Linked DNA regions of Homo sapiens: regions 1 and 3 are each linked to region 2. The links are chromatin loops, found by intact Hi-C in ENCODE. Cell type or tissue: PC-9. All regions are shown on one strand. Each heading gives the region's core, and the rest is flanking DNA. Links, peaks and the distances in the headings are about the cores only.

Evidence for each region. A loop is a pair of places that touch in the nucleus more often than their neighbours do. Peaks named below come from ENCODE experiments on the same cell type or tissue, not always from the same donor. Only the 100,000 strongest peaks of a DNase experiment are listed, where the experiment ranks them.
Region 1: it touches region 2 in a loop (6-fold over the local background); 3 of 110 quality-filtered maps call a loop at or near these places.
Region 3: a loop joins it to region 2, with 3 times the contacts of the local background. A loop is called at or near these places in 5 of 110 quality-filtered maps.

The regions. Positions count from the first base shown.
Region 1 is chr1:204,643,568-204,653,346 of GRCh38, forward strand. All of the region lies in intron 1 of LRRN2 (leucine rich repeat neuronal 2), which reads right to left. Among named protein-coding and RNA genes, the nearest start is that of LRRN2, 37 kb to the right of the region's middle. RefSeq lists an enhancer at 3,933-4,603. In PC-9, for the core only: no CTCF peak of the experiment used is centred there; DNase peaks (open chromatin) are centred at 3,724 and 4,124; H3K27ac peaks cover 1,717 bases.
Region 2 is chr1:204,560,020-204,569,798 of GRCh38, forward strand. LRRN2-AS1 (LRRN2 antisense RNA 1) reads left to right here and starts at 4,152. Exons shown (of 13, transcript XR_007066814.1): 1 at 4,152-5,267. It also overlaps the pseudogene RNA5SP74. RefSeq lists a silencer at 5,808-5,897. In PC-9, for the core only: CTCF peaks have their summits at 5,968 (motif pointing right) and 6,168; a DNase peak (open chromatin) is centred at 5,792; H3K27ac peaks cover 966 bases.
Region 3 is chr1:204,677,735-204,687,513 of GRCh38, forward strand. It overlaps LRRN2 (leucine rich repeat neuronal 2), which reads right to left and starts at 8,004. Exons shown (of 2, transcript NM_201630.2): 1 at 7,586-8,004. RefSeq lists enhancers at 360-860, 861-1,361. In PC-9, for the core only: no CTCF peak of the experiment used is centred there; no DNase peak of the experiment used is centred there; H3K4me3 peaks cover 1,053 bases; H3K27me3 peaks cover 1,435 bases.

The sequences.
Region 1 (9,779 bases), core at 701-8,700, 83 kb after region 2:
GTGCAGCCGAAACAGAATCATGACAGGGAGTGTGTGCCAGGCAGAGCTGTGGCCGCCTCTAATCCAGAGGCGGTGATGGAGTGCCTTCCTCATCGCCTCATTTTTCCCATTGTGACAGCTCCATATCTACTGTTCCCTGTCACCCTGGTGACAGCCTTCTAATGATGAAGGCAGCAACAATGTCATATAAATTCCTCCAGAAACCCAGGGGCTAGAGGAAGATCAGCCTCAGGAAGCTGGGAACCAAATGCTCGGCACCACAAAGTGGAAAGAACAAAGCCTTTAGAATGTGAAAGACCTGAGTTCAAATCCTGCCCTGGCCTCTTCCCACCAGTGTGACCTTGAACAAATTACTGAACCTCTCTGAGTGTCAACTTCCATATTGTAAAATGAGAATAATATATGACAGAGTTATCATGAGGATTAAATGTGATATGCTGGCAGAGAATCTGACATAGTATCTAGCATGCAACAGGCACTCAATAAATGGGTTCCCTTTCCCAGCAGGCATGGGCAGGGACATGCATGCCTCTACCCATCTGCTGTACCACTGCAATATCAGAGAAAAGGAGGTCCTGGGGGGAACAGCTGCTTAGTAAAATGGGAGTGGTGGTCAGAAGCCACATTTCCCCTACACTGTTGACCACATTCTACCAAATCCTCACACCTGGCCCCTTCTCCTCCATGAAGCTCTCCTTACAGTGCTCTTCCCTGACATTCCACAGTTGCCATCTGGGCTTTCCATCTGTACCATGCAGCCTCCCTCCCTTTCTGTCCTGGTGATGGGGGAGGTCACTTTCTCTCCTTTCTCAAAGGGTAGACCCCTTGGCTGGCCTAGCAGCTCCCCCGACAGCCCCATGCCTGCCCACCTCTTCAGATCCTCTCCTCCTCTTCTTTTTCCCCTGCCCTGGACAGGAGCTGGCTGTTCTCTTTTGTGATTTCAGGTCTTTGAACCTGTTGTTCTGGAATGTCTTTCCATTCTCTTATTAGGGAGCTCATAATTATCCTCCAAGTGCCAGCTCAGTTGTCATCTCCTTTGTGACACCTTCCTTCTCTCCTCTTGCTCCCACAACACCTACCCTAGTTTAGCATGAGCCATGGCAAGTCCATCTGCCTCCCCAGACTGAGCTTCTCAAGAGCAGGGGCTGGCTGGGCCTCCCTCATCCCTAGCATCCCCTCACTTGGCATAGGGTCTGCACATGGTCAGTGCTCAATAAATGCAGCTTGGGGTAAAAGAATAAACAACATGGTTCCCAGGGCTAGCAGTGGGACCCTCTTAATAGAAGCTTCCTGTAAAGGTAGCAGTCCCTCCCCAAGGGTAGCTAGCTTGGGTCCTGCTGGAGCAGGCCTGTGTGTAGACTAGGTATGTGGGAGGTTGATGGTTAGAGGACTGATAGGCTCATCCCATCTGGATTCCACACCTATCTACTCCAAGCCACAGGGCAGGGCAGAGGGCTTTCGCCAGCTATCTAGTACTTTCTCCACCTTACACCTGCACAGAGAGGGAGAGGGTGAGGATGGGGTGGGGATGAAGAAGGGAATTCACAGTCATGAGCATTGACAGTGTCATAGGTCCAACTCTTGTGTGACTGGTATACTTAAATCATTATACAGATGGGGAAACTGAGGCGGCTTATTTGCCCAGAGGCATACAATAAGTTGCACTGAGCTAAAATTGGAGCCAGGTTGGTCTGGCCCTAGAGTAACAGTTCTTTTCTTTATAAGATGCTGCCTTCTGCAGAAATCACAAACAGCACCCCAAGGAAACAGGAACAGGGAAAGGCTCATGCTAAAACTTGTGTGTGTGTTGGCATCTCTCCTTAAAGAATGGGTGGAGAATGGGCTGGGTCAGTTGCTAAGGTGGCACTGGGCAGCCTTTCCTCCATCGTGTCTGGACATGGGTAAAAGAATGATTTCACAGTAGGGTTTAGGTCGACAAGGCACTTTCTCATATGTGTGATTGCATGCGGAATCATCATGGCAACTCTCTGAGGCAGGTATTACCATCTCCATGTACTGATAAGGAAACTTCAGAATGGCTGTGTATTAGTCCATTCTCACACTGCTATGAAGAAATACCCAAGACTGGGTAATCTGAAAAGAAAAGAGGTTTAATTGACTCACAGTTCTGCATGGCTGGGGAGGCCTCAGGAAACTTACAATCATGGCAGAAGGAAAAGCAAGAACCTTCTTCACAGGGCGGCAGGACGGAGTGAGTGCAAGCAGGGGAAATGCCAGGTGCTTATAAAAACCATCAGATCTCATGAGATTTATTATCATGAGAAGGGCATGGGGGAAACCACGCCCATGATTCAATTACCACCACTTGGTCCCACCCTTGACATGTGGGGATTATAGGGATTACAATTCAAGGTGATATTTGGGTGGGGAGAGAGAGCCAAACCATATCACTATGTTAGCACAGTGATTTCTCTCAGTAACAACCCAGGGCCTTTAGAGACCTGTCATCCCACCATGCTTGGCTACTTGCAATACCTGGCCAAAGTCTCAACCCCCAAAAAATGGGAGGGGGACCGGAGGAAAAAGTGGTGGCAGGGGAGGAAGACCTCCATGGTGAGAAAAGATGGGGAGGGGGGACTCCAGACACAGGTGAAATGGGAGAAGGGGCGTGGACCAGGCTGCCTGGACTGAACCAGCCCATCTCATTAGGGACCTGACTGCCTGTATTTTAGATCAGAAATACTTGACCTGACAAAACTTGGGATTTATTTCCATGCTTTCTTGGGGTAGGCTGTGTGCGTGTGTGTGTTATTTTTCGTTTAGTTTTTAGTGAACGTTCTTTTCAAAAAAACTACTCTTGTTTGAGTTGAAATTATGGGGAAACAGGGATAGTAGGCACCTGGGTTACTACAACCCAGGAGCAGTGCAGCCCCTCAGGGATGGCAGCTACAGTGGCAGACTCTGGGAGAGCTGGGGGAGCTGGCAGGGAGGAGGGAGAAGTTACATCCGGGGAACAATGGCTGCCAAGGCTAGATTTTCTCCCTTCATGAGAACCTGGGAGCTGGGACTCAGGCAAGATTCATGGGCCAGTCCAAACTGAGATGTGCTGGACAAGTCAATGTCCACCAGCTTTCAAAGATTCAATATGAAAAAAGAATGTGAAATATCTCATTCATGAATTTGTTATTGATTGCATTTTGAAATAATGTTTTTGATATATTGGGTTAATATGTTACTAATTTCACCTGTTTCTTTTGACCTCTTTAATAGGGCTTGCATTATATTTCTATTGGACATATATCTCTATATTCTAACATAGACTGTGGATTAGAAAGACTTAGGTTCAAATCCCACCTCCACCACTTGCTCAAGGACACTTGGCAGGTGAGCCCAGCTACAGCCACCAAAGACAAGATGAGCCCAGCCATGGGGAAAGAGCAACTGGATTCCAAGCCAGGGTTCCGTCTCAACCCAGAAGCTTTTACCCACTTCTTGTAGGGATGGCAGAGCCTCCACGAGTGTGGCTGGCTTGACTTTTGCTGCAATAGGCAAGGGGGTGCCCAAGAACTTGGCCTGCAGTGACTGGGATTGCAAGATTCTGATTCCAGGAAAGGAAGCAAGGAGGTTAAAAAAAAAAAAAAAAGGCTAGAAAGTTAAGGAGAAAAGAAGGCCTTAAAGAGACTGGTCTGGCAGGGTTAATAGTTTCTTTCCTTCAATAGAGATTTCATGCCACATTGAATAAATAAAATACCACACAATTGCAAAAGATGCATTCCACAGTATATTAGATACCACCACACTGTTACCCACATCTGTCAGCTACTACCATCAGAGTGACTGATGACTTATCAAAAGCCACTCTGACATTTCCAAATGAGATATTTTGATAGAGGTGCCATTCAACAGGGCCAAAAAAGCAGATAGAACTTGAATGTAAATGAGGAACATTTGTCACCTTTGTCTCACCTATTTAAAGGTTTCTTGTCTGACAACAAGGAAAGGGAGAGAGGGAGTGAGGGGAGAGGAGGTGGAGGATGGGCAGGTAAGAAGGTAAGAGGGAAGGGGAGAGAGCACCAACTCCAAAAGAGCCCAAAGGAGAAGGGCTGGTCCCTGAGAGCAGTAGGAAGTGAAAGAGAAGCAAAGCCCAGATGGACGGCTCTGATTTTTATGCGGAGTCACTCTATGACTCAGCAGGAAGGAGCAGTATCAAGAACAAAGACCAGAGCTGTCCAAGGTGGCAGCCCCACATGAGGCCACTGGGTATTTGCAATGTGGCCAGTCCAAATGGAGATGTGCTGGACATGTAAATGTACACCAGCTTTCAAAGATTTAATATGAAAAAAGAATGTGAAACATCTCATTCATGAATTTGTTATTGATTGCATTTTGAAATATTTTTGCTATATTGGGTGAATATGTTATTAACTTCACCTGTTTCTTTTTGCCTTTTTAATGCAGCTTGCATTATATTTCTATTGAACATACATTTCTATATTCTGACAGACTGTGGATTAGAAAGACTTAGGTTCAAATCCCACCTCCACCACTTACTCAGGGACACTTGGAAGGTGAGCCCAGCTACAGCCACTGAAGACAAGATGGGCCAAACCATAGGGAAAGAGCACAGGGTTGGAACAGGATGGGCTGGGGTTGGCAGCATGTGTGGAAACAGACAGTGGGGAAAATGTGAAGAGGAAAATGTCAGAGAGGTGCAGCCAACTGCACCTTCCCACAGTGAGAGAGGGCCTGGGCAGGGTGCAGAAGAAGCTGTAACCTCTCCCAAGGCTGCCCTCACTACTGGGTACATCTCAATGCCAAATCCCAGCATGTCAAGAGTTGGAAGAAGCCTGAAAGAGAATCCAATCCAGGGACCCCAAGAAAATAGGCCCAGAGCCAGGAAATTCCTTCCATGTGCTTTCCACTGCTTCCCCCGCAGCACCTCCAGTTCGTATGTCCACTGAATTGAGGGATGGTATCCAAGAAGCAACCGCTGCATACCAACAATGAGGTCCTCTTGTATGGCCCTGAGAGTTTTATTCAAGGGAGGCTTCACCTGCATGGACTTGTTACCACACAGTTGGTCTTCTAGCCTCGCCCCCCCACCCAACCTACTTTTTGGTTAGGTTGGTTTGATTCATTCATCCATTTATACTCTGCAGCTGTGTGCTGAGAACCAGGCCATGAGCTAGGGATACAGAAATAAATAAGACCCATCCCTGCCCTCCAGGACCACACAGTCTAGTGGTTTTGAAATGTGGAGCTGTTCAGACCACAGCCCCCAACCCTTAAGGTGGTGACCTTCCCCACTTTACAGCTAACTGAGATTACCCAGTGGTGGTGGCAGGCCCAGACAGAGATGGCTCCTGACCAGAACAGAGGCCTTTCCACTAGCCGAGCTGCCTCCACTGGCACATGGAGGGAGAGGCAGCTGCGTGGCGCTGGGATGAGGTCAGGCCAGAGTCATCAGAAGTCAGGTGGATGCACCAAAGCCCAGACCCTGGCTTCAGAAAGTACACCAGGTGAAGGGATTTGTGGAAGGCCACAGAGCAAATCAGCATCAAAGCCAGGACAAGAACTCAGGGTTTCTGATTCCTAACTAAACTCTTCAACCAGTGGCGGCGACTCAAAGAGGTGAATGAGCACAGGGCCAGTCTGCAGCCAGGAGCTGCAGCTGACTCCCTTACCTGCTGCTGCTCAGGATGCAGGGTTGGTTCTCGCCTAAGAGCAACCTGCTGAGGGTCAGGCGCTCTGGGCTGAACAGCCCCACATTCAGAAACCACTAGACTGTGAGGTCCTAGAGGGCAGGGATAGGTCTTATTTATCTCTGTATCCGCAGCTCACGGCCTGGTTCTCAGCACACAGATGCAGTGTGTGAACGAATGGATGTGCACATGAATGAATCAAACCAACCCAACTGGAAACGAGGCTAAGTGGGGGTGGGAGGTGGTAGAAGAACATGGACAGGGTTGCCCGGGATGCTTTATTTTCTTCTTTCCTGCATCCCTGAACATGCCAGGCATTGTGCAGGCAAGAGAGGAAAGCAGTATCCAGGAAAGAAGACAGACAATTAAGCAAGCAATAAGAAGAAACATGAAGGGCCGTGAGTTCCTCCTGGGCCTTGACCCCTGTGTGACCTTGACCAGATCCTTCTCCTCTCCAGGCCTTAATTTGTTTAGAGGAACTGGAGTTAGACTAAATGGTCCAAGGTTCACTTCCCACACTGATCCCCATGACTGGCAGACATGGACGTGAGCCCTCTCCCGGCTGCAGAGAATCATGGCCTCTCCCCACCATGGCAGTAGGGGGTATGGGGAGAGCAAGGCCAGGCAGAGGCAACCTGGCGTGAAGAAGGCAAACAGACACTCCTGGAAGCAGGGTCCCCAGAGACTGTGCAGCCAGAGGTAACTGGCTGTGACAAGGAGTGAGCCAGTAGTCAATTCCATTCAATAAAACTTTGATTACCTATGAGCCTTGTAAACAGGCAGCTCCCCTGTGGGCTGAGCCGGAGGTGCTCTCTTCTTCCCTCCCTCTGTCCTGCCAGCACCTGCCCAGCCTGGCCCTGGGCCCTGTGCCAGCCCAAAAACTTCCTCAGCCTCTGATGCAAGGGGGGCAGCTGAGGGTTAAGTGCCCACTGGCAGGTGAGGGCTCAGGGCCTAGGGGCAGTGGGAGGGGAGGGAGCAGGAATCACTTAGCCCTCATTAGTCCAAATTAAAATCAGGAGTGAGATGACAATTCCAATTTGCAGTGGGCTAATTGTTTTCCCTCAGAAGCTGATCATTTTGCAGACTGGGGAAATTAATTGTTTGAAGTCCCAGGTGCATTGGCTTTGAACCCAGCGCAGGCCAGACAGGCTCTGCCTTTACCTCGTCACCACCCCTCAGGGACACACTCAGCAGTGGCTTCTGCCCTTTGGGATTCTCAGGCAGGGAGAGACTGAGGGTCAGGGGTGAGGGTAGGGGTCCTACTAGTCTTACCCTCAGGTGGGAAGAGGGAAGAACACTGGCAGAGAGGTAGGCTGGGAGATGCCAGCAGCTGGGGCCTGGCATCCAGGAGGGGTTGCTTTGCCTACCTGATGCCACCTGCTCTGCGGAGGGGTGTATGTAGGAAGCCTCCTTGGACCTGCCAGAAGTTCCCACTTCCACTCTGCATCCAAAAGTCCCTGTAAAGTTCACTCACTCATTCAACAAACATCAACAACCCACTGTGTGCCAAGTGTTGCTTCAGGAGGGCTGGGGACACGGCACTGAACAACTCAAACACAATCTCTCCGCTCATGGATTTTACTTGGGGGGATAGATGGACAATAAATGTGTAAGTAGACATCAGAGAGTGGTAGGGGCTCGGAAGGAATGACAGACAGCAGGAGGGATGGGGCTCCAAAGACTCCCACACTCTAATCCCAGAGCCTATGGAATCTGTCACCTTCCAGGGCAGAAGGAATCCTGCAGATGTAATTACGGTTATGAACTTTAAGATTAGAGAATGTCTTGGATTATCTGAGTAGGACAAATCTAGTCACATGAGTCATTAAAGCAGCTTTCTCCAGCAGCAGGCAGAAGAGGGATTCCAAGCGTGCGATGATCTGATATCCTGTTGCTGGTTCTGAGGAAGCTGTGCACAAGGACTGGAAGGCACCATCTAGGAGCCGAGGACCACCCTCAGCTGCCAGCCAGCATGGAAACAGGGACCTCAGTCCTACAGCCACCTGAATGAGCTCAGGAGCGGATCTCCTAGAGTCTTCAGATAGAGTCCAGCTGGCTGGCACCTTGATTTTGGCCTTTTGGAAACCTGGAGCAGAGAAATCGGCTGAGCCAACCCAGACAGACTTCTGGCCGACAGAGCTGTGAGATGGCAAATGTGTGTTTCTTTAAGCTGCTATGTTTGTGGTGATTTGTTATGGCAGCAATAAAAAGCTATTTCAGGAACTAAACAGGGTCAGAGGAGAGTGACTTGGTGCTGTGTTAACTTGGGTGGCCTCTTTGAGGAAGGGACTGACACCTGGATGATGAGGAAGCAGAGTGGGGTGACCAACTTGTCCCCATTTCCCAGTTTCAGCATTTAAGTCCTGCATCCCCCCAAAACCCCCCAGCCCCAGGCAAACCAGATGGCTTGTCACCATATGGCAGAAGGAATGGCCTGGGCAATGGCTTGGGGAATGAGAGCTTTCAGGTGAGTTGTCACAAAAAGCATCCCAAGGGAAGTTCTGTCGGACACAGGAGCAGGTGATGGGGGCTGCTGGGGAATCGCTCAGAAAACTCTTTCAAATGGGGACTGAGCAACTCTAGCTGAGGATAGGTGAGAACTCCCAGCCCTCCTTCCAGAACCCCATCCTCCTGCTGTAGGGCCTAAGAATTACCAGCCCCTGCCTGCCCTGCCCCGAGGCTGCTTCCTTTCTCCCCTGGCCCAACTCCCTTCCCCAGCCGGCCCCTGCCAGGGCCCAGGTGTCTCCCAGTGCCCGGGTACCAGGTGCCTGCTGTGGCTTTCCCCAGTGGGATGCTGGCATTCTGCCAAGCAGCACACAACAGGGGAAATTTTTGAAGCCGTCTTTAATTAGTGAGACAATAGGAGGCTGGGAAGCAGAGAAGACAAAGGTTGCGGATGGCTTCACACCCTGTCAAAACAGCGGCTGTGAGCCTGAAGAATGCCTGAGAGAGAAAGGGAGACGGAAAAACGGAGATGGGCCATGGGACCCTTCCCCCTCCTCTCTCCCCTTCGCCCTCTCCTCTTCACCGCCCCCCCCCCGCCCCCCCGCCGCCTTCCTCCTTGCCTCCCTGAACCACAGCTGCAGGCGCCTTGACATTAACCCACCCCTCTCCCGGTTCAGCTGGTCACCTCCCAGCGCTGTTTCGAGTCAGGTAAGAGGCAGCTGTTTAGGAGTTCAGCAAGGAGGCAGAAGAGCAAAGAAGGACCGAGCTAAAGTTTTGGCTCCTTGTCTCATTATCTGGATGATGCCTGGCAAGTTAATTGCTGTGGGTCTCAGTTTTCTCTTCTGTACAATTAGAGTAATAATGCCTACTTTGCAGGGTGGTGGTTGTAAAGATTAGAGATGTCAAAAAGTGCCCCACATGGAGTAGGTACTGGATAAATGGCAGCTATTTCTAATATGAGAGCTTGCACCTCCCATCCTGGATCCCAGCCCTCCAATCCAATATTTCTCAAACTAAGAGCGTGCCCACGAATCACCCAGAGAGCTTGTTAACATGCAAATACCCATCCCACTCCTCAGGGTGGAGCCCGGACACCTGCAGATTGAACAGCTTCCAAGCAGGTGATTCCAATGCAGGCAGCTGGGTCTGCCTCCTGGGAAAAGAGCTAGCCCAGGGCAGTCCTGCAACTGGGTCCATTTCAGAAGCCATTCCCCTACAGATGGAGGGTGCTGGCAGGGAGGTGAGGTCTTGCCTATCCCACCAACTTGCTACCTTCACGTGGGGGTCTGTCCCGGGTGCAGCCTCCACATCTAAGCAAGGTGAGTTGGTCCTCAGGTCAGAGCTTCTGCGGAAGGGACCTCGGTATCCACCTCATTCTGCTTCCTTTTCAATGGAAGAAGCAGAGTCCCACAGCAGGGAAGTGACTAGTATTAGATGGTGCAAAAGTAATTGCGATTTTTGCCATTGAAAGTAACAGCAAAAACCACAATTACTTTTGCACTAGCCTAATATTAATATAAGGGCACACACTGAACTCTGGGCTTCTGATTCTCATCTGCAAGATACAAGTACCCAGCTACAAGATTGCTAGTCCCTCTCAATTCAGAAGTTCTAAGTTTCTCTAGGAGTTGGCTCCACTGACCCCAGGTTGGGAAACCGTGAAGGAAGCCT
Region 2 (9,779 bases), core at 1,023-9,022:
ACTTCAGCCGAATTAAATTTAGAGGAGTTTAATAGAGCAATGAACGATTCACGAATTGGGCAGTCTCCAGAATCACAGCAGATTCAGAGAGACTCCAGGGATGCCTCATGGTCAGAACAAATTTATAGACAAAAAGAGGGAAGTGACGTAAATAAATAGGCAGTGAAGTACAGAAACAGCTGGCTGGATTGGTTACAGGTGGGCGTTTGCCTTATTTGAACACAGTTTGAACACTCAGCAGTGTATGAGTGGTTGAAGTATGGCTGCTGGGATTGGCCAAGACTCAGCTATTGTTACAGGCACATACTCGTAAATTAGGTTTTCAATCTTGTCTGCCTATTAAGCTAGGTTACAGTTCATCCACAGGGACTCAAATATGTAAGTATGGAGTCCTTCTCAGGCCATATTTGGTTTGCTTTAACAAATAAATACTTATTAAATGTTAATATGAGCCAGAGACTGGTTGATACTGAGAATACAACAGTAAGGAAGCTGCTCTCAAGTTGCCTATGGCCAGACAATGGAGTTAGATACTTAAGACGGTTTCCACATGAGCCAAGGAAACAGTAGCTGAAAGAACTAAAGGAGAGAGAATGGCTTTTGGGGGGAACTCTTAAGTGTTTGTTGTGCCTGGAGCAAATGATGTGCTTGGAAAAGTGATGAGAGATGGTGCTGGAGTGGGAAGGGGCCTGGGTGTTGAAAGTGTGATATGCTAACCTAGTAGGTTTGAATGTTATCCTGAAGGTAGTGGAGAGCTACAAAGGTCTTAAGCAGGAGAGTGACATCATCTCATTGGCATTTTTGAAAGATCCTTCTGGCTGCATTGGTGAGAGTAGACTGGAGTGCTGTTTAGAGCAGGGATAACAGTGAGGCCATGGCAGTAATCTGGGCTGCATTGATACTCCTAAAGTCATGGCAGTGGGCTGGGCAAGAATAGTAATAGATGCATTATTGTAATAGAACACTTAGTAGGTGCTGACTTGACATCTGTTATTCCATGAGGCATTTAAGGCTCAGAGATGTTAAATAGCCTGTCAAAGGCAATTCAGAATTGCAGATAGTCAGTGGTTAAACCCAGTATGTTTGAGACAAAAGCCCAAAAGAAGTGCAAGGATTTGAGAGAAATCAAGGTAGAAGAGACAGACTTCATGACAATGCGTGCACTTTAAACAATGTATGTTTAAAGTGACCATCGTTTTTAGAAAAAAAAAGATGAATAAATGTGGTTTGAGGGAAGCAGGGAGTCAAGGATGACTGGGTAACTGGTAGATGGTGGTGCCATTCGTTGAGATAAAGAATATAGGACCGGGTGTGGTGGCTCACACCTGTAATCCCAGCACTTTGGGAGGCTGAGGTGAGCAGATCACCTGAGGTCAGGAGTTCGAGACCAGTCTGGCCAACATGGTGAAACCCTGTCTCTACTAAAAATACAAAAATTAGCCGGGTGTGGTGGTGCGAGCCTGTAGTTCCAGCTACTCGGGAGACTGAGGCAGGAGACTCGCTTGAACTCAGGGAGGCGGAGGTTGCAGTGAGCCGAGATCATACCACTGCACTCCAGCCTGGGTGACAGACCAAGGGAAAAAAAAAAAAAAAGACAATAGAAGAGTAGGTTTTTGATGATGGTGGTGAGATAGGAAAAAATGATGAGTTTAGTTTTGGTTGTGTTGAGTTTGTGCATATGAGAACATCCAAATGGAAGTGGAGCTTAGGAGACACCTGAGCTGTAAATATTAAGTACGTATCATGTATTTCGTATTGTCTAGGCACTGGGGGATACCGTGATGAAGATGAACATGGTTCCTGTTCTCCTGTCTAGGGAAACTGGTTAAGCATGTAAATATTAGCATAGTGAATGTTTTGTTGTGAGACTACATGCTGCTATGAGAAATACAGAAGGGGGACGTAATGTAGCCAAGAGCTTCTGAACAACCTCCGGGAAGAGATGAGCTGAGATTAAAGGAAGGTTAGGAGTTAGGAGAGGAAGGGAAAAGTGCCGTAGTTAGGAGGAAACATGCCAAGGTCTTGAGGTGAGAAAACAGTGGCATCTGGGAAGAACTAGAAAGTTTAGTGTCGCTGAAAGCATGGACAGAGAGAGATGAGTGAATTGAATTGCCTGGGCATCCTGGGAACGGGAAGACACCCTGATGGCAGGGAACCCGCGCCTGCGCTTTCGGGGTCAGGTCCAGGTCTGCCCCGCCAGGGCTGAAGCCAGCTCCTGGTGGGGCTGCAGTGAGGCGGAAGAGGTGGGATGCTGCTGCCTGGCGGTGCTGCGGCGGCAGACCTCCACGAGGAGGTCCTGGGCTACCGCGGGGTACACAGGCGGGCGGAAAAGGGGGAGCAGAGTCAGGGGGCAGTTGGGAAGCTCGGAGACAAAAGGAGGGAGGGAGCCAAAAAGCCTACAGCACCAGGTATTCCCAGGCGGTCTCCCATCCAAGTACTAACCAGGCCCGACCCTGCTTAGTTTCCGAGATCTGGCGTGTTCAGGGTGGTATGGCCGTAGACACTAATGGTGGTGCCTGGCTGCCTCTTCAAGAGCCCGGCCCAGCCACGCCCGCCCGACTCCAGGCGTCACTGCCACCCCAGGGTCGTGGGGCTCGGACTGGGGACCCCTGAGCTGCTCGCCTGCGGTCGGACTGCTCTCCCCTTCTACGCCCAAGCACCGCCGGTCTGCCCTGCTGCGCCTTCCACCGGCCTCCCAGAGCCTCCAGCCATACAGCAGAGATGGTGGTTGGGATAAGAGTTTGAAGAGAGTGGAGCAGGTCTGGAACAGGTATTCTGGAGAATAGGGGAGAGAACAGAGTAGGAAAATTTCCACAAGGCAATTGCCTGAGACTGTCCAATTTGCAGACCAGGGCTTTTCAGCCTCAGGACTGTTGACATTTTGGATTGAAGAATTCTGTGATGGGGGCTGTCCTGTGTGTTCTAAGATGTTTAGCAGCATTCTTGGCCTCTGCTCCCTAGATGCCAGTAGCACTCCCCTAATTATGACAATAAAAAATGTCCGCAGACATTGGTAAATATTACTTAAGTGGGAGAATGGCCTCTGGTTGAGGACCACTGAGGCCAGCCAATGCGTACTACAGGAGAAACATCACACAACCTGCAGATTGGTGTCACACATTTATGGCCCTGACCTGGCCTCTCAGTTCTATCTGGTTCTTCTGTTTTCCTCATAGGCGAAGTAATGGTTCTAACCTAGAAGACAGAATGAGGTGAAGACAGGCTAACTTCTCTAAGCTCTCAATGACTCACGAGATAATAGATGTCAAGATAGAACCTACTAAGTGTTCAGTAAATGTTATCTATTGTCATTTCCAGGAGGGGGCTGATTGAAACTGAAGAATAGTACAGTAGGAGGAGAGGACCAGGAGCTGAAAAGACAGGTCGCTATGTTGAGAGAGAGAGAGAGGAAGAAAGATCTAATAGGACTTCAAAGGCTGTGGTAGATGTATTACTGTCAAAACCTGCGCAGCTTTTCTCTACCAGGCCTTGGAAAAGATTGCACTTCCTGCACCACTGGCAGCGGGCTGGCCAATGGGATGCAAGTGGAAATGAACTGTGCTATTCTGAGCAGAGGCTTAGGGACCATTGTGTGGGTAAGTCAGTGCTCTTTTTCCTCCACGTGAGGCTAGTGTGTCCCAAAATGGGGGCTGCTCCCTTTGACCTGTCTCCAAGACTGAAGAGAACAGGGACCATAGCTGTACCTATCCTGCGAGGGACAAAGGAACAAGCTTTTGTTAATTCAAGCGATTGAGATTTGGGGGTTTGTTACCACAGTGTAATTTGGCATAAGCTGACTGGCATACGGTGGAGCATCCCAGATGAGGGCAAGCTCCCAGGGCCTAACAGAGTGAGTGGCTGGAGTATGTGAAGGTGAAATTCTTTGACATGAAGTGGTTAAGGTCCCACGAGGCCGTGGTGTTAGATGGGTCATTCATGTGATGTTGTTATCATCCAGGAAGCTGGTAGGAGGTAGGAACCCAAAGTCTGTAATGAACAAGGGAAAGTGTGAGCAAAGTCAGCAGATGACAGCAGTAAAGGAGGAGTAAAGGGGAGTATAGATCTAAATATATATATGTATATGTGTGTGTGTGTGTGTGTGTATGTGTGTGTATATATATGCAGAGATTTGGTATATATATGTGTATATATATATGTGTGTGTATATATATGTGTGTGTGTGTGTATATATATATATGTGTATATATATATATGCAGAGATTTGGAAGTGTGGAAGAATAGGGGTCTGAGTGCAGTACTGGGGAGGCCCCATACCCTATCCTGAAAGCACATGAGGTATGGGAAAGTGACCACCAAGATCCTTTGGAGGGAAAGCCAGGTATCTTTTAAGGCAAAGAAGAGGAGGAAAGAAGAGTTTGCAGATGTAGGCAGGAAGTTGTTTATGAAACAGAGTGATAGGCCGGGTGCGGTGGCTCACACCTGTAATCCCAGCACTTTGGGAGGCCGGAGGTGGGCGGATCACCTGAGGTCAGGAGTTTGAGACCAGCCTGGCCAACATGGTGAAACCCATCTCTACTAAGAATACAAAAATTAGCTGGGCGTGGTGGTGGGCACCTGTAATCCCAGCTACTCAGGAGGCTGAGACTGGAGAATCGCTTGAACCCAGGAGGCGGAGGTTGCAGTGAGTGGAAATCAAGACATTGCACTCCAGCCTGGGCGACAAGAGCAAAACTGTCTCAAAAAGAAAAAAAAAAAGAAAGAAAGAAACAGAATGATAGTGTAGTTGGAGTCAAGAGTTGACTGCTTTGAGAACTTGTCTCCAGAAAAAGGGCATGTACTTGTGCAAAATGTTATATGCAAATTCAAAAAACATTTAGACTTCCTAGAACCATCTGTGGACCCTAGATTAAGAACCCTGATCTGGAACAGTGGCTCTCAAACTTGAGCAAACAGTTTGACAGGTCTGACGGTGTTTGACAGGTTGTTGGGCCTCACCCAGAGGTTTCAGTAACGTAGGTCTGCATGCGGTCCAAGCATTTGCATTTCTATCAAGTTCCCAGGTGATGCTGATGTTTCCGGCCTAGAAACCACATTCTGAGAACCACTGCTGAAGTCTAAGGCTAAGGGGGAAAGGTTTGGGGAGAGGAAGAGGAACAGTGGGAAATGGTTAAGGACAAGATTATGAAAGCATCATGGGGATGAGAATGGATTTTTGTTTTGTTTTACTAGGCTTAGGCAGATACTCCAATATTTCTGACACATACATACACGGAAAACCTTGCAAGAGTGGAGAAAAGAAGGGAGAGGTGAGTGAGCACTTATTTTAAGTTTAGGGCAAGGGGTGCAAAAAAATATCTTTTATAGCCTTAAGGATCACTTTCTTGAACACCCTTACTTTACAACAACAGATGTGATATCAAGTATCACATGGCCAATTCACACCTTTGGTCTGGTAACCAGCTCTTGCCCCCTCTCAGTCTAGGGCTTGTTCCCCTTCATCATTAACCTCTAAGAGAATCACTAGTGGGAAATAAGCTATGCTTTTGATTCAAGGTAAAGAGACTCGAACTTTCCAGTGCCCTAAACTGGGAAATCTTAAACTCCAGCAAAGTACAATGCTCAAAACTGGGTAAAGCTGCTACCTTCGTAGGGGATACATTTTGGAGAAAATTGCATCTACTTTCTTCTTTGTCTTTTCTTTTTGTGTGAGTGTGAGTGTGCATGACAGTTTGTCTATGTTTGAAAACCTGACCATCAGCATTCCTGGAATTCTTGGCAATGAATTAGGATTGCCAGTTAGCTGCCTGCTGGGTGACCTTAGGTAGTTCACCTCGTGTCTCTAAGCCTCAGCTTCCTAATCTGTGAAACAGGCTGATGGACCAGTGAGATAACGCCTGTGAGGTGCTTATCACCTGATACTGCCTCTTCTTGCTGGCACATCAAGCTGGAGGATTGCAGCATCTGAACACGAATGACCAATCAAATCTCGGGCCTATACCCCACAGACGTAACCTTTATCTCCCACCAGAGGGCACCAGTAACCTATAAAAATCTAAGGGGGCGGGCGGTCCCTCTTGCCCTTAACATCGTTGAATCTGCTTGAGTATAACTCCCTTAAGTCTATTGAAATATTCTTACCCCTGGTGTTTTAAGAAATCATTTGAAAAATACCTCTCACACCCAGAAGGAAAATATGGAGTAGAAGTGTAGGGTAAATGGTGCTCCAACTCCCCACCAGCCACCAAGAGAGCTCTATTTCCATTTTGTATTTTGTCCATTTTTACCATTCAGTCTCCATCTCCTCGAGACTATCTGTAACCTAGTTTTACAAATTATTCTCTCAGTAATAACCTATTGCAGTTCCCTTCTTCCTGGTTTATTCAAATGAACTGAACTGCTGTTTTTTTTCCCTTTGATGTACAACCTCCCGCCTCCTAGCCTATCGGGCCAGCCTTCCTTCCAGCAGGCAGTAGGGGGAGGGATCTATTTCTGAGCCTCGGTAGAGCCTCAGAAGCTGTTTCCCTGAATCCCTCTGTGATGAGAGCCTAGTGGTCAACAGGTACCTATCACAAAAGGCTGTATTCCAGGAGAAAACTCTTTCCCCATCTAAGGAAGGGAAACGACTAGAAGTTGAGGCTACCCACCACCACCTCCCTGAAAACATTACAGACTTCAGGGACTCAATGATAACCAATGTGTATCTGTGTCCTGTATACACATAGGGTTTGTTCTTTGTCTTTGTTCTTTAATTTGCTGGGGAAGGAAATACAGCCTCGGGCTAGCTTTCACCATTGCACCTGGGAGTGCTGGCCGAGACAAGAAAAGCCAACAAGAATATTGACTAGAAAAAGGGTATTGGCCAGGCACAGTGGCTCACGCCTGTAATTCCAGCACTTTGGGAGGCTGAGGCAGGCGGATCACCTGAGGTCAGGAGTCTGAGATCAGACCGGCCAACATGGATTTGTACTAAAAATACAAAAAACTAGCCAAGTGTGGTGGTGTGTGCCTATAGTCCCAGCTACTCGAGAGGCTGAGGCAGGAGAGTCGCTTGAAACCAGGAGACAGAGGTTGCAGTGAGCCAAGATCACAGCACTGAACTCCAGCCTGGGTGACAGAGTGAGACCGTGTCTCAAAAAAAAAGGGTATGCTGTTTGTCTTATTAGGAACACAGAACCATGGAATATTCGGGATGACCAGGACTCCGGAAATCTAGTACAACCTTTCATTGTTCAGAGGGGAGAAACATGACCAGGGTCATGTGGTTTGTGAATGGCAGACTAGCTCTTCCAGCTCGAACTAGAATTCAGGTCTGTGGGCAGGCACACCAGTTCCTGTCTCACCATTCCATTTCTGAATCAGCCATCGTTGCTAGCATTTGTTGTTTGCTTAGTATGTGTCAAGTATCTGTTCTTTAAATCTCACACAATCCTCACAACAACTCTGTGAAAGAAATGAATTGGTATAAGAATGAAATACATTATTCTCATTTTACACAGGCATAGAGAAAAATGATGTAGGACAAAATTAGCTAGCATTCTGTTTAAATCAATATTTTCCCATGAGGGTTAGCGGCATTTTGAATGGAATAAGGTTTTGGTTTGTTTTTTAATGGGACTACTCCTAGCATAGCATGATATTTAGCATTTTTGGACCCCAAGCACTAATTGCCCCAGTCATTATAATACAAAAAATTTCCAAAAGTCCTTAAACGTAGACTATAGATGGTCCTGTTGCTGGTGGAGCACTACTGATTTTTTTTTTTTTTTTTTTTTTTACACAGGGTCTCACTCTGTCACCAGGCTGGAGTGCAGTGGCACAATCTAGGCTCACTGCAGCCTCGACCTCCCAGGTTCAAGCAATCCTCCCACCTCAGCCTCCCGGTTAGCTGGGACTATAGCTATGCGCCACCATGTCCCTATGTTGCCCAGGTTGGTCTCGAACTCCTGGGCTCAAGCCATCCACCTACCTCAGCCTCCCAGAGTGCTGGGATTACAGGTGTGAGCCACCATGCCCGGCTGAACACTACTGATTTAAATGCATGGGCACAAGGAAAGGAGTAGTTAACAAAGTTGCTTTGTTAGTTTGGTTATTTTTATATCAATAAAGGCCACAAGATGGAAATAGGAGCAGGACAAGAGGAAGGAAATCCCTTGGGGTGAGTGTGGCTCTGGAAGGGAAGAGGTTAAATTATAAAGGAAGGGAATGAACCATAGGCCAAGGAGGATCCTGGCACATGGCAACTGGTAAAACTTGGAGGATGAACAAGGTCTGGTCTCACAAACTCATAAGCTACAGAGACCAGTGCGATCTCAGAGGAGAGCTGCTGGAATGGGGACAGTAGGGAGTGCAGGAGGTGAGAGTAAACTGGAGATCCATGCCCATAACAATGGGATAACCAACACCCAACTCCGGCCAGGTCTTTTCAGATGGTAGTGTGGGTCGTGGTTGCCAGCCTTTCCAATATACCAAGAAAATCCACAAGGCTAGATTTTTCTAGGAAATCTCTCTGTTGTCAATATTGGATCAAAAGAAAAGTTTTGAAACACTAGGTAGACCCAGAGAAAAATGCTTGCAGGTGAATTTGGGTAGTCCGACTCATGGGATCTCTGAGGGGCCATTCTCATCTAAGGTGCTGTGGTACATGCCCACTCTGCTGGTTGATGAAAGGGAGACAGGTTTCAGCTCACACAAGATGGAATTTACCACCAGTCTATGCTGGCAAACAGTGAGCAGGCTGGGCAGAGGAGTAGTAAGCATTCCCTGGGGCACCGGGCTCCGCACAGGCCAGGAGCTGTCACAGGAGCTAAAGCAGGGATTCCTGTGCCATCTCCGGTCCCTTCTGGATCTGAGATTCAGGAATTCTGGGGCTGTGATTCCTTGAAGGCAGAGCCGGGAACATGAAAACCGTAGACACTAATCAATGCCTGTAGTGCTAACAGCTCAGACCCCTGGGCAATTGTTCTTGAGCTTGGTCCTGTCATTCCCTCTGCTGTGTAGGAATGAGGAAAAGAAGTCGCGTGAGTCCCTGCTCCCTAGAGGTCTTTGCCTTGGTTCATAATACTGACAGTTTGCAAAATCAAGCTGCTTTTATTCTCTCTCAGCCAGTGAGTCCCTGACACAAACTGCAGAGCTAAACAAGCAATTTTCCAGCCCAGCTGTTCAGGCACACTCTGAGTTTAAACGCACTCTTCTTTAAAAACCACCAGGAGCTGTATCCTCCCCCATGCTTGTTTCCTCTCCTGTTAACCCAGCAGAAAGTAGGTTCTACAAGGTAGCAGTGCTTAACATGCTGGTGCCTGCAGATCCTCCACTGGACGCTACCCTCCTTCCCCTGTGGAGTGATGACGGGATGCCCCACTTGTTTAGAATGAAACCCCAAACTCCAGTGTGTGTGCGTTCTCTGTTCTTTCCAGGTGGGGCCTGCCTGGGCTTCTCGCTGTCTGGTGGAGCCCCACTATGCCTTTAAAAGCAGGGCCTTTGATCATTTCTGACTTTTAGCAGCAGATAGTCAAATGAGGGGGAGGTGGCAGGGCTTTGCCAACCAGACCCCTGATGTGGACGAGTTGAAAACCCAGGCTGCAAATGTTAATATTGTCACATGCTAGGAAATCTCTGCTTCAATTCACCAGATACTAGTTAGTCATTGGCTTGTGAAGTCTGTAATCCCTCTCGTTTCTGGCTTTGCTTACAACCCTGCACCCTGGGTGCTGGAGCAGACTCTCAGGAAGGGAGATGGTGCCAAGCCCTGTTCCTGTCTTTCTTGGTCTGCATGCCAGCTTAGGCCAGGTTTTTATTGAGCTTCAGGATCGGATCTTCGT
Region 3 (9,779 bases), core at 1,015-9,014, 120 kb after region 2:
GAAGCCAGAGGACTTCCAAGATCAGAGATCATCTGGTCTCGGGCAGGAGAGGGCAAGGACACTGGATAATGGATTTCCTTCTGGAAAGGGTGGCTTTCCGTGTCTCTGGAAAGAGTACAGGGGGCATTGGAAACCCAGGTGGGAGGCAGGGACTGCTCAGAGACAGAAGACCCTGCCCTTGCACGTTGCCACGTGGGCTGCCTTACTCCCACTCAGTGACCTCCCCTCCAGCAGCACCACCCTTCTCTCCTCTCACCCTGCCAGCTCCAAGTTCTCCGTGCGAGAATCCTTCCCACTGCAGAGTCGAATCTACTCCATTTTCCAAGCCTAAATCAGCCGCGCCCCCCTGAGGAAGCGTTCCCTATATAACTCCCACACAGAGCTCACAGTTCTGATAACATTTATAGTCTAAATCACACAGTTTAGCACTCGGTTTTAAATACTGTCTGGTATTATTCCCTCATTATTTCTTGTGAGTGTAAGTTCTGCCTCCCCAGCTGATCAGTAGGTTTCCTTACCAGTAAAGACTGTGTCCTGTGCTTTTTTATTTCCTTCCCAACCTCACACCCCACACTGCCTAGGACAGTGCTCAGAGCATCCTTGGTGGGGATGTACTGATTGGCTGAAACAGCTCCAATGGCTGCAGAGGGCAACCAGGCAGCACTTCCTGACTAGCCGCTGAGGGAAAAGCTGGAATGGATGGCCAACGACCAGTGGTGTTAAAAAGTCAAATCATGCCGCCCCAGGCTCCAACCCTGCAAGAGCCCATCTTACTCTGAGGAAAAAATCCCCCTCCTCACCAGCTCCAGACCTCTCCTAGAGCTAACCTCCTCCTGACCCTCTGACTTTATCTCCTGCAACTCTCTGCCCTCACCACACTCCAGCCACGCCAGCCTCCACGCCGCCTCTGACTCTCCAGGCACAGCCCTGCATCCCTGCCCTTGCACCTGCTGTCCCCTCTGCCCAGCTTGCCCCGACTGTGGTGCCACCCCCTCATCTCTCCTCAGATATCACCTTCTCAGTGAGGTCTCTGTAGCCACCCTGCACAAGATAACAAACTCCCCCTCTCCCAACTGACTCTTCCATTTCCCTTCCCTGTTTTTTCTCTTTAGCACTTACCAGCCTCCAATGTGCCATTTCCTTTATGAGTCTATTTTACTGCATCCCCAGACAATAAACTAAAAGCTCCTGAAGGGCAGAGGTCTGTCTGGTCATTCACTGCTGTCTGCCCTCAGTGCCTGGCTACATGCCTCACAAATACTTGCTGAACGAAGAGACTCCAGCCCCATCCCATGTCTGAGATGGCTGAGGCCTGGTGGCGCTCGAGATGGGCAGTGGACAGGATGATTCTGCAGGTCCCCTCGCAATGTAGATTCCACCATTCAACCCCTGGGCCCAATTCTGGGCAGGCACTTTCTCAGGCTCGAGGCCTGAAGCTGTCTGAGCCCCAGCAGAAGGCAGGGGAAGAGGAGTGGTGACAGCCAGGCAGGGTGAAGTGTCAAATTCTCTCTTTCCTCCTACACAGCTTTTAAATGTCTCACTTCCCACCAGCTGGCCCTCTGTGGTCATTCCCCCTTCTGGGCATCACCACCTCTGCCCTCCCAAGCCAAAGACAGATACTTTCATCGACCACGTTTGAATGCTTATTTTGAGAACATTTTAGAGAGCAAAGTAACCTTTGCTGCCTTTCTTTTCTCTTCCTCCTTTTTCCTTCCCCCTGAAAAGATCAGATAGGACAGACCCATTCTTCCTGGGGAACCCAGGCTGGTTGCTAATAATCACTGCCCTGCCCCCTTCTTCCATATGTTTTTCCCTGAAGAAGCTGCCTTGTGAGATGTTTGTAAATAGGAACAATTGTACCTGTTCTTCCTGAAATACACGAGTCTGCCTTGTTAGAGCTATCCCACTGACAGCACAAATCCCAAGCCTTCCCCATCTCTCTCCACCTTATCTGGAGTCTAGGCCCCATTCTCACGTCTCCCAGCAAGCCACCCTTGCATTGGTTCCCACCATGTGTCCATGGGCACTGACTCTTAAGGTCCAGCTTCTCTGAGGATAGTGGCTCCATGTGGCCCCGAGGCACTTAGCTGAGACAGAAGGAAACAATGTTGGATCTTAAATATCACACCCTGCAGGAGCAGGAGGAAAAAAAAGGTCACAGAGACCCTCTCTGAAGATCCCGAAAAGGAGACAGGCAGCCACTGGCTTGGGCAGGGCTGGCTTAGGGGACTTTCTTCCTGGAGGGAGGGAAGGAGGAGAATGGGCTGGATGTCCCAGAGCACCCTCCAGGCCCAAGGAACACCAGATTCCGGGGTGGTGAAGAAGCAGGAGGAGTCCTAAAGTCAGAGAGAAGGGCTAACTCCCTCCCTTGGATCTTTCCTAGCTATATGTCCTTGAGCAAGTCTGAGTCTGTTTCTTGGCTTTTTAGGTTAGGGATAATGAGAGTTAACTACCTATCTAATAGGGGTACTTTTGAAAGCTTAATGGGATAATGCAGGTAAAGCAGTTGGCACAGTGCCTGGCACACAGTAAATGCTCAATAAATGCTGGGTATCATAATTAGTGTTGTTACCACGTGAGAGGTAGAAGCTGAGAAACAGTTATTGCCCCAGGAACCCTCTGTCTGCACTTTATCTTGGAACTCGCTTCAGGTCCATCAAATGCTGAGTAGCAGGGAAGGTGTGGGTGCAAGAAACACACAGAAAAAAACGAATTCCAAACCAAACCTGGTTAAACTCACCTCCTAAAAGGCAGCCCCCTCAGGCCAAGGCGTCTCCCAGGTCCCTAAGAAGTGCCAGAAGGCAGAGTGCAAGGCCTAGCAGCTCTGGGTTTGGAGCAGAGTCTGCTTGATGCGGGCTTAGAACGTGCAGGAGCCCAAGGTCATGAGGCTAACCCCCAGCAGGGATGCACCAGGTCCCCTGCACCAAGACATGTGGGAATGTTCTGGGCGACCAGCCAGCCCCACTGGAAGCCCAGCTCCCAGCTCTGGAGAAAAAGAGGCTGAGAGGGACGTGTCAGCGGTGATGGTGACATTCACAAAGAGCAATGAACACATACACACCCTGGTATCTTTTCATGCACGATACCTGTGCCCCAAATACCCTCATCACCTGTGTCCCCAGACCCACCATCTCTGCCTGGTTGACTCTTTTTCAAGCCTTGGTTCAAATATCACATCATTTGGCAACCCTTTCCTAATCCGCAAACAGCAAACAGAGAGTCACTTTTTTTTTTTTTTTAAAGACAGAGTCTTGCTCTGTTGCTCAGGCTAGAGTGCAGTGGTGTAATCTCAGCTCACTACAATCTCCGCCACCTGGGTTCAAGTGATTCTCCCGCCTCAGCCTCCCAAGTAGCTGGGATTACAGGTGTGTGCCACCACGCCCGGCTAATCTTTGTATTTTTAGCAGAGATGGGGTTTCACCATTTTGGCCAGGCTGGTCTTGAACTCCTGACCTCATGTGATCCACCCGCCTTGGCCTCCCTAGGATTACAGGTGTGAACCACCAAGCCTGGCTGAGAGTCGCCTTTTTATCTGCTTATCCCTATAGTCCAACACTTGTTTCATTATTGTCTATGGGACTGACTCCCCCATCTAATAATAATAACAATAATAATATTACTTACATAGCACTTACTATATATATACCAGATACTGTTCTAAGCTCATTACATGTATCACCTCATGTAGTCCTCATGACAGCTTTATGAAGTAGGTACTTTTATTATCCCATTTATAGATGAGGAAACTGAGACGAAGAGAGGTTACGTGACCTGCTCAATGTCACCCAGCTAGAAGTGGTGAAGCCTGGATTTGAACTCCAGCTGTGTGGCTCTAGAATCTCTACTCTGACGGTGAACTCCTTGAAGGCAGGGACATCTGATCTGTCTCTTTGTCCCCTGCACCTAGCACAGAGCCAGGCACACAGTAGGTACTTAGAAAAGATGGGTTGACTGAATAAGCAAATGCCTGATTGAGGCTAACTTGGTGAAATTTCAGCCTCTGAGCTGTAGGCCACGGAGACCCAGGCCCCGCACTGGAAAGTAACAGATAAAGGCATCTTTCTGACTCGTCCTTTCAGCAATCTAATCACATGCTGCTGTCTTTTTTGCATATCTCTTGTCTTCGGTTTTGTTTTGTTGTCTTTTTTAGCTACTTCATTTTTGTCAAAAGTGTTTTTTGTTTCTCAGTTTATCTTCTGCCTTTGTCTTCCTTCTCTTCTGTTCCTTGGTCACTCTCCCCATTCCTGCCCCATTCAAGCCTCCAACTATGGTCCTTGTCCTTCCCTGGAGTCCTTGTAGGCTTGAAAGCTTCTAGTCCCCATCCTTTATCTTGGAGCTTTTATAAAGAGTCCAAGCCATATAGATTAAGAACACAAGTGACATTTATTCATTAGATGGGCCATAGATCAAGCTTCTATATCCTGACCCTGAGTCAATTCTACCTGAATGCAGGTGGGGTGTGGGATGAGGGACTTCCTGCCTACAAGTTGTCACATACCTGTGTAGGATGACACAGGAAAAGTCATTGCCCTCCCTGCCTCCTCATTCAGGGTCCCAGTTCCTTCAGGAAGCCTTCCTTGATCACTTAAGAAAGCTTATTCACACAACCGTTCAGCAAATCCTTATACATATTAATAGTCTAACTGGGAGATAAGGCCCCATGAAAAGTTAGGTTAGAATGTAAGCCTTAGTATAAGTGTACAAGTTACCAGATGTCACAGATATCATAGGGCCAAATCAACTGCAGATACAAGTGATTTCAAAATGGAGATCTATATGACCCGGAGCAAGTGGTTTCTCCTCTCCAGGCCTCAATTTCCTTGGCTAGGAAACAGGGGATGGTAATGCAGACATTAGAAGGTTGTCAGCACGACTGAACAGAATAACTTTTGTAATGTTCCTCACATAGACTGGTGCATAATAGGTATTCAATAATAAATTTGATTCCTTCCCCCTTCTCTGTCTGAAGCACCAGCCTTCTACTTGCCCTGGGCTGCCAGATAAATGGTGAGATGTGACCTGGTCCATCCTTTCAGGTCAGAAAAGTATCCTAAGGACAGGATGACTTAAGCGGTACCTGGCATGTTAGAGGTCACTCAGTGTGATAATTCACTAGCATTGTTCATGTTCCTCACCTCTGCCCCCTCAAGCTGTGGGTCTTTGAACGAGCCTGGTGGGAACAGAGCTAATCAGCTGGCAAGTCCAGATACAAGTGTGGTCAGCTTGAGACATGGAGGTTTGTTTACCGCTGTATCTTCAGCTTCTAAAATCATGAGAGGCACACAGTAGGCACTCAAGAAACAGTTGTTGAATGAATACATTTTTTTAAAAGCCATGGAGTTTCCTTTTCCTTTCAAATAAACGACATAAGGGTGTGGGGAGTAGAAGGGGGAGGTGAGTAAATGACAGGGTTCAAGGGACACCAGGGCCAGGCAAATGCAGCTGCCAGGCCCACCAGCCCAGGCTCCTCTGCAAAAGGGATGCAGCAAAGTCAACAGTGCATGTGCTCCCACTGGCAGGATGAGCAGGAGTGCGTGCACGCCTGGCTTACGGTTTAAGCTGCAGTTTACAGGAGAAGCAGGGCAAAGTGGAGACAGAGCCTGGGAAGAAAGGGAGATATCTGGGGAAGAATGAGGAGGGTGAGAGAAGAGGAAGAGCAGTGTGAGGGGGAAAAGGGAAGTGAAGAGTGTTAGAGGAGGAAAGTGAAGAGTGAAGGAAGGAGAGGAGGATGAGGGGGAGGAGGAAGAGGGGAGGCACAGGGAAAATAGGATGGGAAGTGAGGAAGAACTGTGTTGAATTAGAGAGGGAACCTGCTGTACTAGCCTGGATGGAATTAGCAGATCTCTGAGATCTTACTGCCACTCGGTGTTTCCCCGGGAGGAGACTGCATTAGGGAGAGGGTGTGGATTTGGGGGTGTTCCTAGGTGCCAGACCCTGGGCAGACCTCAATCTCCCAGGCACTGAGGCCTTTAGTTCCATGCTTTGCAAATAATGAGGACCCATCCCAGGACCAGAGAGAGCCCTCCGCAAGAAGGAGAAGCCTGAGTCAGCACAGGGGAAGGAAGAAGGCCTAGGAGGCTCAGATCCCTAGCTCTGCCCTTCTGTTTCCATCGTTTCGCCACAACAGCACCTGGCCAGGAAAGTGGGTCAGGCCACCCACATGTGGCTTTTTCTGGTAGCCACAGGGCCCAAAGGCAAGGGGGCTCCAGTGCCCAGTGCAGAGCCCACCTCTACCCTCCATGCCCAGTGCTCTTTTTTGAAGGGATCTTTAAGAAGCAGTGGGCAATGGGAGGAGCTCCTGGCCTTCTTATTCAGGGACAAAACGCTGGGCCAGAGCCCATCCTAGACTGGCGGGAAAGGGGGGCACGGAGCCTGCCATCGGCCTGGGTGCATGGGGAGACCTACATCTTCCCCTATGACAGTGACCAAACTGGCAGGGAGTCACCTCTACTGCCCTGACCTAGGGAGGCTGTTCTCCTCACCACCCTAGGTCCTGGAGTTCTCAAGCAGAGGGCCTGTCAGTCCATCTCTGGCAACTGAGCGCTGTGCCCAGCCCACCCCCTCCAACCCTGCCAGTCGCCCAGTTAGAAGCTGCGTTGGCTCCAACAGATGGGAGCTGCGGCAGCCTGAGGAACAGAGCACAAAGCCCAGCTGACATTTTCCTTCCTGTTCGTTTGGGTGGGGGAGGAAGGGTAGGGAGCACAGTGCTACCCCCGGGGCCCCTCCCCAGGTTCCGGGTCTCCTGCACCTCTTTAGCTTCTCCGCTCGGCCCCAGATGGAGCTCAGTTCCCTCACCCCGCGGCTCCTCGCCGGCTGGGCAGCCAGAGCCTGCGCCACCCTTTGCCAGCAGGACAGACGGCCCACCTGTGGCTGGCCAGCCCATCCTGTCTCCTGGGTCCTGCGGTGGGCTCAGAGCCACCCTTCCGTTTCCGCTTCCCCCTGACCGAGTCCCCAGGCTGAGCCCCAGGCCGGCCCATCCCCCACCCCAAAGGTCCCATCCCAGGCTGCGGTCGGACCCCAGCCAGCCGGCCCGGGAGGAGCCTAGCTCCTGGTTCCAGATACTTCAGACAGACCCAAGGCCACCTTGTCCCTCCGCACAGACTCGCGAGCTCCAAGGAGGAGAAAGTCCCCAGGCTCTGGAGCGCTTCCAGCCTGCCAGTCCGCCCGTGTCACGCCCTCCCTAACCTCACTGCCACCTCTCGGCTCCTCCACATCTCCAGGGCCCCACTCTACCCAGCAACAGTTTGGGGGAGGTTCTGGCCTCTCCAGGCGAAGGCCCAGGCGCCCTCTCCCTGGCCGCTTCTGGGCATTCTCCAGCCCTCCGTCCCTCTGCCCCTCGGCCGCCTCCCTCTCCCAAGTCTCCGGCTCCCCCGCAGGCGTCTCGGCGGAAGGCAGCGGCCGGCCCTCCTCTGGCCCCCACCCGGGTCAGGCGGAGCTGCGGTGCCGGGGCAGGAGCCAGGAGCCCTGAGGCGGCTGCTCCGGCCGCTCCCGCCGCGTACGCCTCGGCCACGCCAGCGACCTCGGTGTCCACGATTCCCCGGCGGCGGCGGCGCTGCCCAGGTCAGCCCCGAAGCTGCACACTCACCCCGTGGGCGCCGGGCACCGTCTGCCGTCTGCTGCCCGCGCGGCCGCGCTCCGCTCGCCTTCCGCCCGGGGCCGGGCTGGGGACGCTGGTCCGCGCCCTCCCGCCGCGCGCGCCGTCTGCACAGGCCGGGGAGGCTCGGCGGGCGCCCTCCCCAACGTGGAGTTATCCTGGGAGCGGCTCCAGGGCCCAGCCGGTGAGGGCGATGGCAGAATCCCAATCCGTCCCCACCCCCTCTCCGCGCCCTGGGCGCGTCGCGGCCGGAGGCTGGCGGGCGAGAGCCAGGCGCTCCTTGAGAGCGCCGCGCGTTCGCAGGTGCCCGGAGCAGGCCCTCGCGGCGCCCGGCACCCCCTCCACGCGCGCCCCTCTTCCCGGCTTCGCGCTCGCCCTCCTCACTCGCTTCTCCGCCGCTCTCCCAACCTCCCCAGCCCACTCCGGTCGCCTCCTCCCAGTCTGCATGCCACGCCAACCCCCTCCAGTCCCGCTGCCATTTTAACTCCTGAGTGGCCAGAGGCCCCCTCTACCTAACGCACACACACCCGGGAGGAAGGAGTTGGGTGGGGCCAGACGCTAACGCTTGAGCTGTCCTTGTGCCTAGAGACACAAGGCTTGGCTGAGAGAAGGGGCACAGCCCTTGGGTCCGGGAAGAGAAGGGTTGGCTTCTCTCATACTGCCTCGGACCCTCTTGCAAAGGCCAGGAGACGAATGGGGAATTCAGCAGCTTTGTGAGGACAGGTGCAGCTCACAGTCACAGCATGCACCTAAGATCACATTTTTGCTTTGCATGGTGCTACCCTCCCGAAGTTAACAGTGGACTAAGGAATGTAGTGGGGTGGGTGAGAATTTGTCACTGGGCCCAGGCACCTCTCACCCTAAAGAATGGAGTGGAAGACCCCTTTAGTTGTCATGCTTTTCCAGCATTGCATCCTGAGCCGTGCAGCTCTAGCATTCTGGAAGATTCCGTCCTGGCTCTCAATGAAGGAGGTCAATTTCAGTCAGGAACTGGCAGGCCCAGTTAGGGGTTTGGCTTCAGGGTTCCCCACTCTGCCAGCTGGACATCATGAAGACTGGGGGAGGAAAGTAAGAAGGTGCCAAAGGTGGGTGCTAGGCTGCTGCCTGGTGGCTTAGAAAAGCTGGGTGACTGCCACTAGAGGAGGGCAAAGGCCCAATGCCCAACACCCATGCCTTGGTGGGGACTTCAGCCTGGACCACTCAGAACAGACATCACAAACTCGGCTCCATGGCAGGCCACACCCTACTGATGGGTCTGGACCAGAGCCTGCAGAACCAACAACAGGGGAATGGATGAGGTGGAGGCCAAGGTGTGGAGTCCTGTGAGGAGTGGCTTCCCTGGGCTGCCTGCCGTCATCCAGTGCTTGAGCTTCTGGCCCTGTCTTTTCCAAGGGTACAGCCAGTGGTGACTGCCATGCCTGGTGGCTTTTGTGAAGTTGGCTTGAAGGTCTGAGTTCTGTATGCACAGAGGGGATTCTCACCTTCATATATTGAATGAGCACATATTAAGTTCCCACTAAACCACCCCCATGTTCCCACTCTCCACCCCTGCTACGGAGCATAATGGCCTCAAGGAGCTCAGAGTGACAGGTTGGAACTATATGAAACCAATTTTAATATTTCAAGACGATGGAAGTGCCATAGAAATACAAAAAGAAACCACCTTAATGGACTAGCATTATTCACAAAAGGTTTAACGGAGGAGCTGAGTCTCCAACTGAGCCTAGTTGGAGGGATAGGATTTGAACTGGAAGAGAATATGGGGACCAGCAAAGGCAGGAAAGTGGAGACAAGCAGAGTAGAATGGGTTGTCTGGAGGGTAGGGGGCAAGGGAGGAAAATTATAGAGCTACTATTAGATGCCAGCCTTTTCTCATCTCTGTCATCTTAGACTCTGAGTTGACTAATATCCCCTTTTAACAGACCGGGGGATGGAGGCCCAGATCGTTTAAGGCAGTAGCCCAAAATCTGTAGGCAGAATGTGAGACCTCATTTTCACAGTGCGACAATGCCACATTGAGTATACAGGGTGGGAGCAGCTGATGAAGGGCCCGAATTGCCAGGCTCAGCAGTTTATCTGTGGACCCATCCTCAGGTGATTTGGGATGAAAGAGGCAGGAGGATGGGAGACTATTGAGGTAGCTGTTGCAGGAATCTAGGAGGAGGGGAGCAGTGAGAATAGAGTA